Linked DNA regions of Homo sapiens: region 2 is linked to region 1. A link is a loop called in an ENCODE intact Hi-C map of the cell type or tissue named here. Cell type or tissue: heart right ventricle. All regions are shown on one strand. Links, peaks and the distances in the headings refer to the core of each region. The heading gives the core; the rest is flanking DNA.

The links. A loop is a pair of places that touch in the nucleus more often than their neighbours do. Peaks named below come from ENCODE experiments on the same cell type or tissue, not always from the same donor. Only the 100,000 strongest peaks of a DNase experiment are listed, where the experiment ranks them.
Region 2: a loop joins it to region 1, with 5 times the contacts of the local background. A loop is called at or near these places in 18 of 110 quality-filtered maps.

The regions. Positions count from the first base shown.
Region 1 is chr2:97,803,922-97,809,301 of GRCh38, reverse strand. TMEM131 (transmembrane protein 131) reads left to right here. Exons shown (of 41, transcript NM_015348.2): 20 at 3,599-3,751; 21 at 3,851-3,926; 22 at 4,097-4,214. Among named protein-coding and RNA genes, the nearest start is that of ZAP70, 93 kb to the right of the region's middle. In heart right ventricle, for the core only: a CTCF peak has its summit at 2,401 (motif pointing left); a DNase peak (open chromatin) is centred at 2,381; H3K27ac peaks cover 733 bases.
Region 2 is chr2:98,156,204-98,161,583 of GRCh38, reverse strand. All of the region lies in intron 7 of VWA3B (von Willebrand factor A domain containing 3B), which reads right to left. Among named protein-coding and RNA genes, the nearest start is that of VWA3B, 72 kb to the right of the region's middle. In heart right ventricle, for the core only: no CTCF peak of the experiment used is centred there; DNase peaks (open chromatin) are centred at 528, 803 and 2,993; H3K27ac peaks cover 4,773 bases.

The DNA.
Region 1 (5,380 bases), core at 191-5,190:
GGGATGCAGAGGCAGTAAAGTCTGAAGTTGGTTCAGGCAATAGTGAGTTGTCCAGTTTGGCAAGAATTGAGAAAAGTTTTAAGAGAGAAAATGGAATGGTCTGTGGGGGTGATAACATGGAAAAAACTTAAATGCACTTAAGTTCATGGGAATATGAAGTTTTTGAGTGAAGACTTGACATCATCAGAGCTGAGCTTTAAAGACTGGCTCTCTGCAGAAAGAAATAGAGGACACAGATGAAAGTAACAATAGAGTGCCTGGAGGCCAACCCGCAGACTGGCCAGAGTCCATGTGAAAAGTGCCAAGGGGAGTTTGAGCGCATGGCTGTGGCTGAGGCAGTAAAGTCCCTTCATACCTCCAAGCCTTTGTTGTTTCTTTGCCTCGAATGCCCTTCCTCCTGTCCTTCCTTCAAAGAACTCCTGCGTGTCTTTCAAGATTCAATTCCATTGTCATCTCCTCTCTGAAGATTTCTTGACTCCTCTAGACAATACTGGTTGTTTCATGTGTGATCCTAGAATACTTTGAAATTACCCCTCTTGCTGCAAGCCTCGTATTGTGCTATAAATATTTCCTTATAAGTTGGCCTCCCCAGTGAGAGTCTGAGATCCTCTAGGAAACGGATGAGAGATCGTTTCTTCCCAATAGCAGGCACTTAGTACATAATGTATGGATGAAGGAACAAATGATGGAGAGGGAACATAGGCAAGAGACATTGCAGGTGAATCATTTGAACTGTGCTTATATCCTAAAGAGGTCATACAAACTGAAACAAGTATGGGGAGGAGGGTGGGTAGAGGAGGCAGGAATATGGCTTAGAGTTTGAGCCTGGAGAACAAAGACAAAACAAATGAGAAAACCAGGAGAAGATGCTGCCTTTTGCAAGAAGATGGTGCAGTCCATTCAGGAATACCAGGGCAGATGTAAAAGTGTCTCACATCCTAGTGGTAGGAGACAGTAGTGGGTTAAGAGAAACAAGACATTGCAAAATCTTAATGCTGTATGCAAGTTGAGCATCCCTAACCCAAAAATCTGAAATCCAAAATGTTCCCAAATCTGAAACATTTTGAGACCACAAGTGGAAAATTCTACACCTGACCTCTTGTAACAGGTTCCAGTCAAAACTTTGCTTCATGCACAAAATTATTTTAAATGTTGTATAAAATTACCTTCAGGCTATGCATATAAATGTATATGAAACATAAATGAATTTCATGTTTAGACTTGGGTTCTGTCCCCAAGATATCTCATTATATATATGTAAATATTCCAAAAAAAAAATCTAAAACACTTCTGGCCCCAAGCATTTTAAATAAGGGATACTCAACCCTTACAGTAAAACCTGAATTCAATATTTAACTCCTTAAAAATACAAACTTTGAATTACTAGTTTCATCACATTTAAGTTTGGGTCTTAATTAAATCCTCATCTTCCTGTCATTCCACTTTGTACTGACTATACTAAACTCTTCGTTATTTATCCAAAAGAGCCATGTTTCTTCCTTCCATTACCTTCTCAATCAATGATGTCCTTAATCTCTGCGTAAACTCTGGCAGGGAAAAGTTCAGTTCAGAAGACAGCAGATGACACAGTGAAAAGCCCCATGAGTGGAATAAATGAGAAAGCATGTGTATAAAAACAAGATGTTGGTCTGGATCCATTTGTGTTGCTATAAAGGAATCCCTGAGGCTGGGTGATTTATTTTTAAAAAAGAGGTGTATTTGGTTCACAGTTCTGGAGACTGTGCAGGAAGCATGGCCCCAGTGTCTGCATTGGTGAGGGCCTTAGGCTGCTTCCACTCATATTGGAAGGCAAAGAGGAGCTGGCATGTGCAAAGATCACATGGCAAGAGAGAAGAGAGGGAGGTGCCAGGCTCTTTTTTAACAACCAGTGGTTGTGTGAACTAATGGCATGAGAACTCATTACTACGAGGTCAGAACGCACCAAGCCATTCATGAGGGATCCACCCCTGTGGCCCAGACACCTTCCATAGGGCCCCACCTCCAACACTGGGGATCACATTTCAGCATGAGATTTAGAGGGGTTGGTTTTGAACTGCTTCAGATTAAGCTTTCAGATATCTCTAGGAGGCTTACAGGACCAGATACTTGCTTGGAATTCTAAATTACCTCTATATTACCAAATCCTGTCAATCTCTTTATCAGATGGAGAATACTAGAGCTTACTGGAAACAATACCTCAGAATAAACATTTCATGTAACTCATAGCTTAATATTTGAATAGAATTGTGAGAGCAGCATTTATATCTGTGAGCTCTTTTGATCCCCCACACCCCCAAGAGACAAGGCACGAGGGAAGTAGTTATTTCAAGTACGCCAAGTGCGGTGACTGCCCGAGGGCTCCTGTCGGCATTGCAGCTGCATGCCCGCCCTCTGCTGGCTGTCGGGTGTTTTAGCCTCACTGGGCTGTAAATGAGGAGCGCTGGCCTCAGTGTCACAGTCATTGCGCCCTTTTTCCTGTGCACGCTCTTCACTTCTGTATTTTTTATTCCAAATATTTAAAAAGTGGGTTTAATCATTTCAGAGACCTCTTCAAATGAGTAGGAATCTACAAAAAGTAAAATTTTGTATTCAGCCAAAAGAAAGATTGTAATATTCTTCTGGAGGATTACGTAAATTATTTAATTTTTTAATTTAAAATTTGGTACCCTGTCACAGACAGAAGCTTGTGACTGGTAAGAGCAATTGCTGGTTATTTAACAGTTTTATTTGTGTGCTGGGGTTTTTGTTTGTTTGTTTGTTTGAGATGGAGTCTCACTCTGTCACCCAGGCTGGAGTGCCGTGGTACGATCTCGGCTCACTGCAGCCTCCGCTTCCCGAGTTCAAGTGATTCTCCTGCCTCAGCCTCCCCAGTAGCTGGGACTACAGGTGTGTGCCACCATGCCTGCTAATTTTTCGTGTGTATTTTTAGCAGGAACAGGGTTTCACCATGTTGGCCTGGCTGGTCTCGAACTCCTGGCCTCAAGTGATCCACCCACCTTAGCCTCCCAAAGTGCTGGGATTACAGGCATGAGCCACTGTGCCCAGCTTGTGTACTGTTTTAATAAGATACTTGACAACCCATAATTTCAAAAGATGTGTAATTTCTCTTTGATACAAATGACATATATTTTTCCTAATGAAGAGACTTTCTTTTAAAAAAAATTGTGATTTTGTCCCCTTTGGCTTTAGATTTTAGAATTCAGTGATTTCAGGGCATTCTTGCCTGGGTGTAAACAAACCTTGCTTACCAAACTGAAAGTAACCATTCCCTTTATCTAAAGCTATCTCTGTTTGTACCTTTGTTGGCATCCTCAGTATCTTAACATGAAAGTGTGAATGTTAACGTCAATCAGTTGTCACAAGATTGCAAAGATTTGTCCTCCTGATTTTTCTGTAACATGCCACAGCAAGAAAAAAAAGTTTTTTGGTGAGGTTTTTTGGCTGTTGATTACAATTTAAAGATTATCAATTGATGAACATTCTAAGATGTCTTTTGGGCTTTGGTTTCCTAGAAGTATGCTTGTCTACTCTGAAACTTGTGATCTTAAGAAAATTTAACCATATACAAATGAGTTTGTTCTTTGCTTTCTTCCTTCAGGGGAAAATAGTTCATCAAAGTTTAAATATTATGAATTCCTTCTCACAGAAGGTAAAAATACAGCAAATACGATCTTTGTCAGAAGATGTGCGATTTTACTATAAACGATTACGGGGCAATAAGGAAGACTTGGAGCCAGGAAAAAAATCAAAGGTTTGAAGATATTATATTTGAGAATTCCCATTGGTTAACATTTTGTTTTATGACCTCCTGTGGATTTGGGATTCATGGTTCTCCTGTGCCTCTTTATAGATTGCAAACATTTATTTTGATCCTGGACTACAGTGTGGGGATCATTGCTATGTTGGCTTGCCTTTTCTATCCAAATGTAAGTGACCTTGCTGTTCTCTCTCATGTCTTCACTTCCCCCAAAATACTCTTTTAGTAAGAGGCCGCCACTTTTAAAGTACATTGCTGTCTTTTGTTACTATAGAAATTATTTGAAGGAAAATTGACAAGTGAGTATAGATGCAGGTTAAGTATGTTTCCTTGTTTTAGCTGAACCCAAAGTGCAGCCTGGTGTAGCCATGCAGGAAGATATGTGGGATGCTGACTGGGATTTGCATCAAAGCCTGTTCAAGGGATGGACAGGAATAAAGGAAAATTCAGGTCATAGGTGAGTGGTTTATGTTTATTTATTTTAGCCATCTTTACAAGATGACTATTGAAACATAATGCTTTCTAAATTATATTCTTATGTTAGATTATTTTGCTTTATAGCTAAGAAAGAATGCCTAATTTTCAGAAAGTTATTAGTGAGGCATCTTAAATTGCCATTTTAACTGTATGTTGCTTGGAAATATACATACTGTCATTTTTCTCTTTTCTGTGGTGCTTTAGATATTTCTTACACTCCAAGAAAATATTTGAAGTTGTTCTTATGTAGGATGACGACAGTATTCACCTTAGACTCATCCATTTGCATAGGAAAGAAAGTTTTTTACCTACCACTGATGTCTGTTAAAGGCAAGGGAAACATTTTCTAGGTTTACCCCCACCTAGGCACTTGGTACAAGACCAGAGTGTCTGTTTTCTTATTGTGAAAAGAATACCTCCTTCCTTTTTTTTTTTTTTTTTTTTTTGAGACGGAGTCTCACTCTGTCACCAAGCTGGAGTGCAGTGGCGTGATTCTCCTGCATCAGCCTCCCAAGTAGCTGGGACCACAGGTACATGCCACCATGCTTGGCTAATTTTTGTATTTTTGGTAGAGATAGGGTTTCACCATGTTGGCCAGGATGGTCTCCATCTCTTGACCTCGTGATCCACCCACCTCAGCCTCCCAAAGTGCTGAGATTACAGGCGTGACCCACTGTGCCCAGCCCACCCCCTTCCTTTCTAAGTGCTGAGCTATTCGGGAGCACACAGGGCTCCATTCAGACAGGCCCCACAGTGTTTCTTTGGCAGGTAGGAAATGTGCATCTAATGACAAATCAATACTGCACCCAGATTCAAAAACAAAAAATGTATTGATTTGGTAGTATAGAAATCTGATCTTTTCATGTACTTCAGAAAAGAATTTGACTAGAATAATGATAGTATGGCAGCTGATGGAAACTGCTCTTCTCAAGCTGCTAATTTGAAATATATTTGTTAGTATCAGGATATTCCCATTTAAGAGTACTGTAAATTCTCAAACCATTAATAATTGGAGGGTTTGTTTATCTGAACTCTCTGCTATGAAAAGTTTTCTTAAGGCAAAAGAAAGTCGAATGTTTACTTTAAAAAGATGGTTAAAATGAATACAAAAGAGACTTCCTCTAATGGACTTGCTAAGAGAACACT
Region 2 (5,380 bases), core at 116-5,115, 350 kb before region 1:
AATCTTGAAAACAGATCCACACTCTTTCTATCCTGCTCCTCGGTCATCTCAGCACATCCTTCTGTCTTCAGCCACCTTATGATTCAACATGGTGTCCTTAGTGCCAAGCAGCACGTCCTGAGCAGCAGGGCCACTGGGAGGACACAGAAGCACACCCCCTGATGGAGTCAGTTCCTTCGAGGCACCCTGCCCAGAAGGCCCACCCCACAGCTTCATTACTTAGCCACTGCCAGAATGGCATCACGCAGCCCCATCTGGCAGCAAGGGAAATTGAGAAATGCTTTTAGGCTGGGTATACTGCAACCCTAAGTAAAATTGGGGCTACAGCCTAAGGAGCAAGGGAGTGTATCTGGGTGGCAACTGGCAGTCCCTGCCCCTTGGCTGAGACATGTTCTGTCACCAAATACACCGAAAAGCCCCTTCCTCCCACTTCCCAAGTCTGCATGATAATTAACTGATGCCCAATATCCCACAATCACAGATGATGAGAGACCACCCTCCAGTCTACGGGGCACCCCAGGAGACTCATCCACCCGGGGCCAAAGGACTGATCCTAAGCCAACAAGGCAGACTAGGGCAGACCAGAGTTGATGTTTCTGAATTTTAAAATATAGTCAAGAAGGGTAGGGCAGAAAAAAGGGACATCAAAGTTCTAGCCTCTTGAAGTGGGACAAATCAAGTGAGAGAGTATTAATAGCTATGTTCCTAAAGGGGCAAGTGACAAGCCCTGACAGAGACGGACGGCTACCATGGCTCTGTGGCCATCAACAGCCTAGGAAGTGAAATCTGATGTGTCCTGAGCTCCATGTTGAAAATCCAAAAATAACACAGGCTGCTGCCAAATGCGAACCTTAAGCCCACAGGCCCTCTGAACGCTGTAAAATCAAGACAGACTGCCAGCTGCTTGCTTCAGCCTGGAGGTGTTAAGTAGCAGGAGTCTCTTAAAAGTTTCAAATGAGTCAAGGCTTTCCTCTAGACTTGTCAATAATATCTTAAGAGGGAGTACACCACAGGGCAGGGTCAAAGGAGAAAGTTCCGAGGAAACCCAGTCGGCTCTTGGTCATCCAGGGACAGGGAAATGTGTCTCTGGGACAGCAGTGACCGGGACGTGCTCCCTGTGCAGGCAGTATCTAGGATTATCACTACCCCAGTCTAGTGATCGTGATGAAGCAGCTACAGACTGCTATGTCGGTGATCAGAGAGCAACACAAGTCCATCTGATTTGCTTTGCTTAAAAACAAAAGAAAAGAAAACAAAACAAAACAAAAAAACAGTGAAAAAGAAAGCTACAGAACAGTAAAAGCATCATGACAATGCACAGGTTTTATTTCAAGTTATTCCTCACACAGTAAGGAAGCACTGCCAGTTTTATCAAGGTCACTTTTAAGGACTTAGTTGGGATCTCAGATAGCCACAGCCGAGGGACAGAGCCCCATTGGGGATGGAAGACGATGGGGGCACAGGAAACCCCGCTGTTCAGACCTCCGTGAATTTGAAATTCTCCAGGCTACACCAGGGAGGAGATGAAACAGCAGGAAGCTGTATGTATCTTTATGTATCTTTTTTTTTTTTTTTTAATGGATTCTTGCTCTGTCGCCCAGGCTGGAGTGCAGTAGCACGATCTAGGCTCACTGCAACCTCTGCCTCCCAGGTTAAAGCGATTCTTGTGCCTCAGCCTCCCGAATAGCTGGGATCACCACCACACCTGGCTAATTTTTGTATTTTTTTAGTAGAGATGGGGTTTCACCATGTTGGACAGGCTGGTCTTGAACTCCCTGACCTCAGGTGATCCACCCGCCTCAGCCTCCCAAAGTGCTGAGATTACAGGCATGAGCCACCGTGCCCAACCAAAGCTGTATGTATCTTGACTGTCAAGGTGGAAGCCAACTAAGGTCTGCCTGACAACAGAAGCTGGATACGGTTCCTAATGGAGTCATTCAGGAGACCTAGTGGATTCTCCAACCAGAATGCATGCCTGCCCAATCCCCCGCCTTGCATGACTGCTGCCCTCCCAGACACCTGGTAACAATTTGAAGGCCGGGCGCAGTGGCTCACATCTGTAATCTCAGCACTTTGGGAGGCCTAGGCAGGAGGATCACCTGAGGTCTGGTGTTTGAGACCAGCCTGGCTAACATGGTGAAACTCCGTCTCTACTAAAAATACAAAAATGAGCCGGGTGTGGTGGCAGGTGCCTGTAATCCCAGCTACTCAGGAGGCTGAGGCAGGAGAATCTCTTGAACCTGGGAAGCAGAGGTTGCAGAGAGCCATTGCACTCCAGCCTGGGTGACAGAGAAAGACTGCATCTCAAAAACAAACAAAAAAACCAAACCAAAACAAAACAAAAAAACAATTTGCAGGCTCGTGTTAAAATGCTAACATACCTGGGAGCAATGTCACAGTCTGCTGCTGTTTTTCATTAGCACCTAGTATTGACTTCTCAGACTGGCTAGTTTGACAAATAAAATGAGACTCAGGACAGGAAGTTTTGATGTCAAGGAGAAAAGTCCACAGGATACCTGCTGCCAAATGCCATTTCCCTGTCCAATCTTCCACATCTCACCTACAGGATAAAACCCAGTTGCCAGAGTCCAGTTCATTAATACGGTCATTTGGCAAGTATGTGTTGAGCATCTCCTCTGTAGTGGGTGGGTCCTATTGGTGCTGGGGATGCAGTGACCAGGGCCCAGCTCCCTGGGCTGGCATTGAGGTCAGGGTTCAAAGCTCCCATGACACTCCTCTAACACTCTGCACCATGAACCCGGTCAGAGCACTGTCCTCTCAGCCCTGTCCTCTGTATCAGAGGACTGAGCCCTCCGCTGCACCCACCCCGTCCCACCCTTCACTGAAGACATAGTCTTGACTCCACCACCCCCAGGAAACGGTGAGCTGCCTCCTACTCCCCCTTCTCAGTCCCGTGGAATGAACCAGGGCACCACTAGACTCCATCCTCTTGCTGCCAGGACACGCTCGGGCCGCACCATTAGTGAACCTGTCCATGTGTGCATTTCAGTTCCTGGCTGCCTGTCACTCAACCTCCAATTCCCAAGAACACAAAGAACTAGAAGCCTGTGATGGTGACATCATTCTGTGCATGACCTTGAGTCCAGTCTAATTTAAGTCAGCCTTCCATGAACCCAGTGCTTATTTTTAGTAGGCAGCTGCCTACAACACAGCTCAGCACTCAGCAACATGTCCCCAGCCTGCCAGCTGTTGTGGGCTGGGGTCTGCGGCTCTCCTGCAGTGCTCGGGCACTTGCTGTGTGTGTGTGCACCGGCTGACTTTGCCAACTGGATGGTAAATGTCTTAAGCATAGGGACAGTGTCTTTTCTTTCTTTGTATCCTCCACAGCACTCAGCCCAGGTTCTATCTAGTATTTTCTGCAAGAATTTCTGTCCTCCTTTTTTATTTTTCCTTATTACATAGAAACAGTTCTGGAGCACCTAATACATTCATTCCTCATGATTACAAGAAACTCTTCAGAGGGGTGTGCAAGAGACTCAGATCATCTGAGCACATGGCTATGCCCGAGGTATTCCAGACACTGACAATGACATCCCTTAAAACACGAAGTCATTTCCTTCTAGGTTCATGCCACAGTAAGCAAGACTTCCCCCAAGTATCTGAAGTACTATCGTTTCCAGGACAGGAGGAGAAAAGCAATTAGAAAGATAGGCAGGTGCGGTGCTGATCCAAGGTACAGTTCAATGTTGCCCTGGGAGAGGGCAGCCCAGAAACAAAACCACCCTCGGGACCCTTGAGTCCCAGACCATCCCCTCGGTCCTACTGTGGCTCATTGTTTGTGGCCCTGCCCAACCCCAGGACTCTCCGGTGAAGAACTGGTCCCGCCAGGTGGCGAGCTTGCAGTCTGCCTGACCCCCAAACTCCTATTCAGTCATGCAGATTTGAAAGACTTGAATATAACTATGAAAAGGCAGTATTTTCAGGAAAAAGTAGCACATACTTCTATTTTCAGAAAGCGATATAACATTAAAAAATATAATACACTGTGAGGTGCTAAACATTCCCAGAGACCTAAAATTACCATGAGGATCTGGTAAAAGGGCCACATTGCATCCATAAAGGGAATGAAAGCAGGAAAATCAGTGGTTTTTGTCATAATAAAAAAATTCCCAGTTATTTCTATTATATTATATGTTAAGATGTTTTGTTGTTGAGAAGTAATTAAACACCTGCTAGCTTGATCCAGCCCCACTGCCCTAACCACAGAGGCACAGTGTGGGGCTGCTCTCAGTCCCACCCTATGGAAATTAACCATTCATTAATTTAAAGTGAATATAGAGTCATTTCACCATCTGGATAACCATCTAATGTTTTATTGGGGCAATGAATAGATATGTTTCACAAGAGCCATTATGTTATCTTAGAAGCAATTTCAATATGAAGAATGGGCAACTTGAGCTATCGTCTAATACGTGAATGTGGCACCGTCCTCTGGGCCCTCTCCGTCTCTTCTAAATGGCACACTATAAAATGCAAATGTAATGCAGTCTAATTGTCCAAAATTCATTTAAATGGCACACTGTAAAATGCAAATGTAATGCAGTCTAATTGTCCAAAATTCGTTTAGAAAACCCAAAAATGAACCATCACCATTCTCCCCATGGTAAAGGGTAGGTGCTCCCCCAAACTTGGTGAGAAAAATGACCGCAGACTCCAGGATGCTATGGGGCTAGTAGACCATAAAGACCCAGGGAAGGAGACAGAGAAATAATATCTAAGGAACAGATGCAAAGATGCTCATCAACAAAGTTTAGCTGAATAAATCTATTCTACTTAGGATAAGTGATACCATTTATAAGGCATCAACTCAGGGGTAAATGTTTTATTGACATGTAAATTCAGAAGAACTTTATGAGTTTCCTTTAGAGCAAATTTACAAAAAAAAAAAAAAAAAAACTGAGTTTTTTTCAGTTTTTCCATCCAAGAAAAGGCCTGAACCTCTTTCTGTTCTAAGGGATCTATAGCGCATAAAAATAACAAAGACGGTGGCAGGGCTGCTCCTTGATTTCCCATCAACCAACTCTGAACCACAAAGAGCAGGGCTAGGACTATTGTTACTGGGGAGCAACCCCGCACCGGCATCTGCTCAGCCTCTGTCCTCAGCAACGGCCCTATCTCTGTGAGGATGGTTGTGTGCGTGGGCTACTGGGGACTGGATATCACTCACGTAGATGGATCTGCTCCCAGCTCTGCCAGATCATTCAGGAATGAGCAAGTTCTAGGAGGCTAATTATCTTCTTCAAATTCAGAAGACACTGACTTAGGAACTAGGAAGCCAATGCTTTAAAATATCCCCTTCTCAGTAGGACAATCTACTTGGAGAATCATCATTCACTCATTTATTCAACAACACCCCATC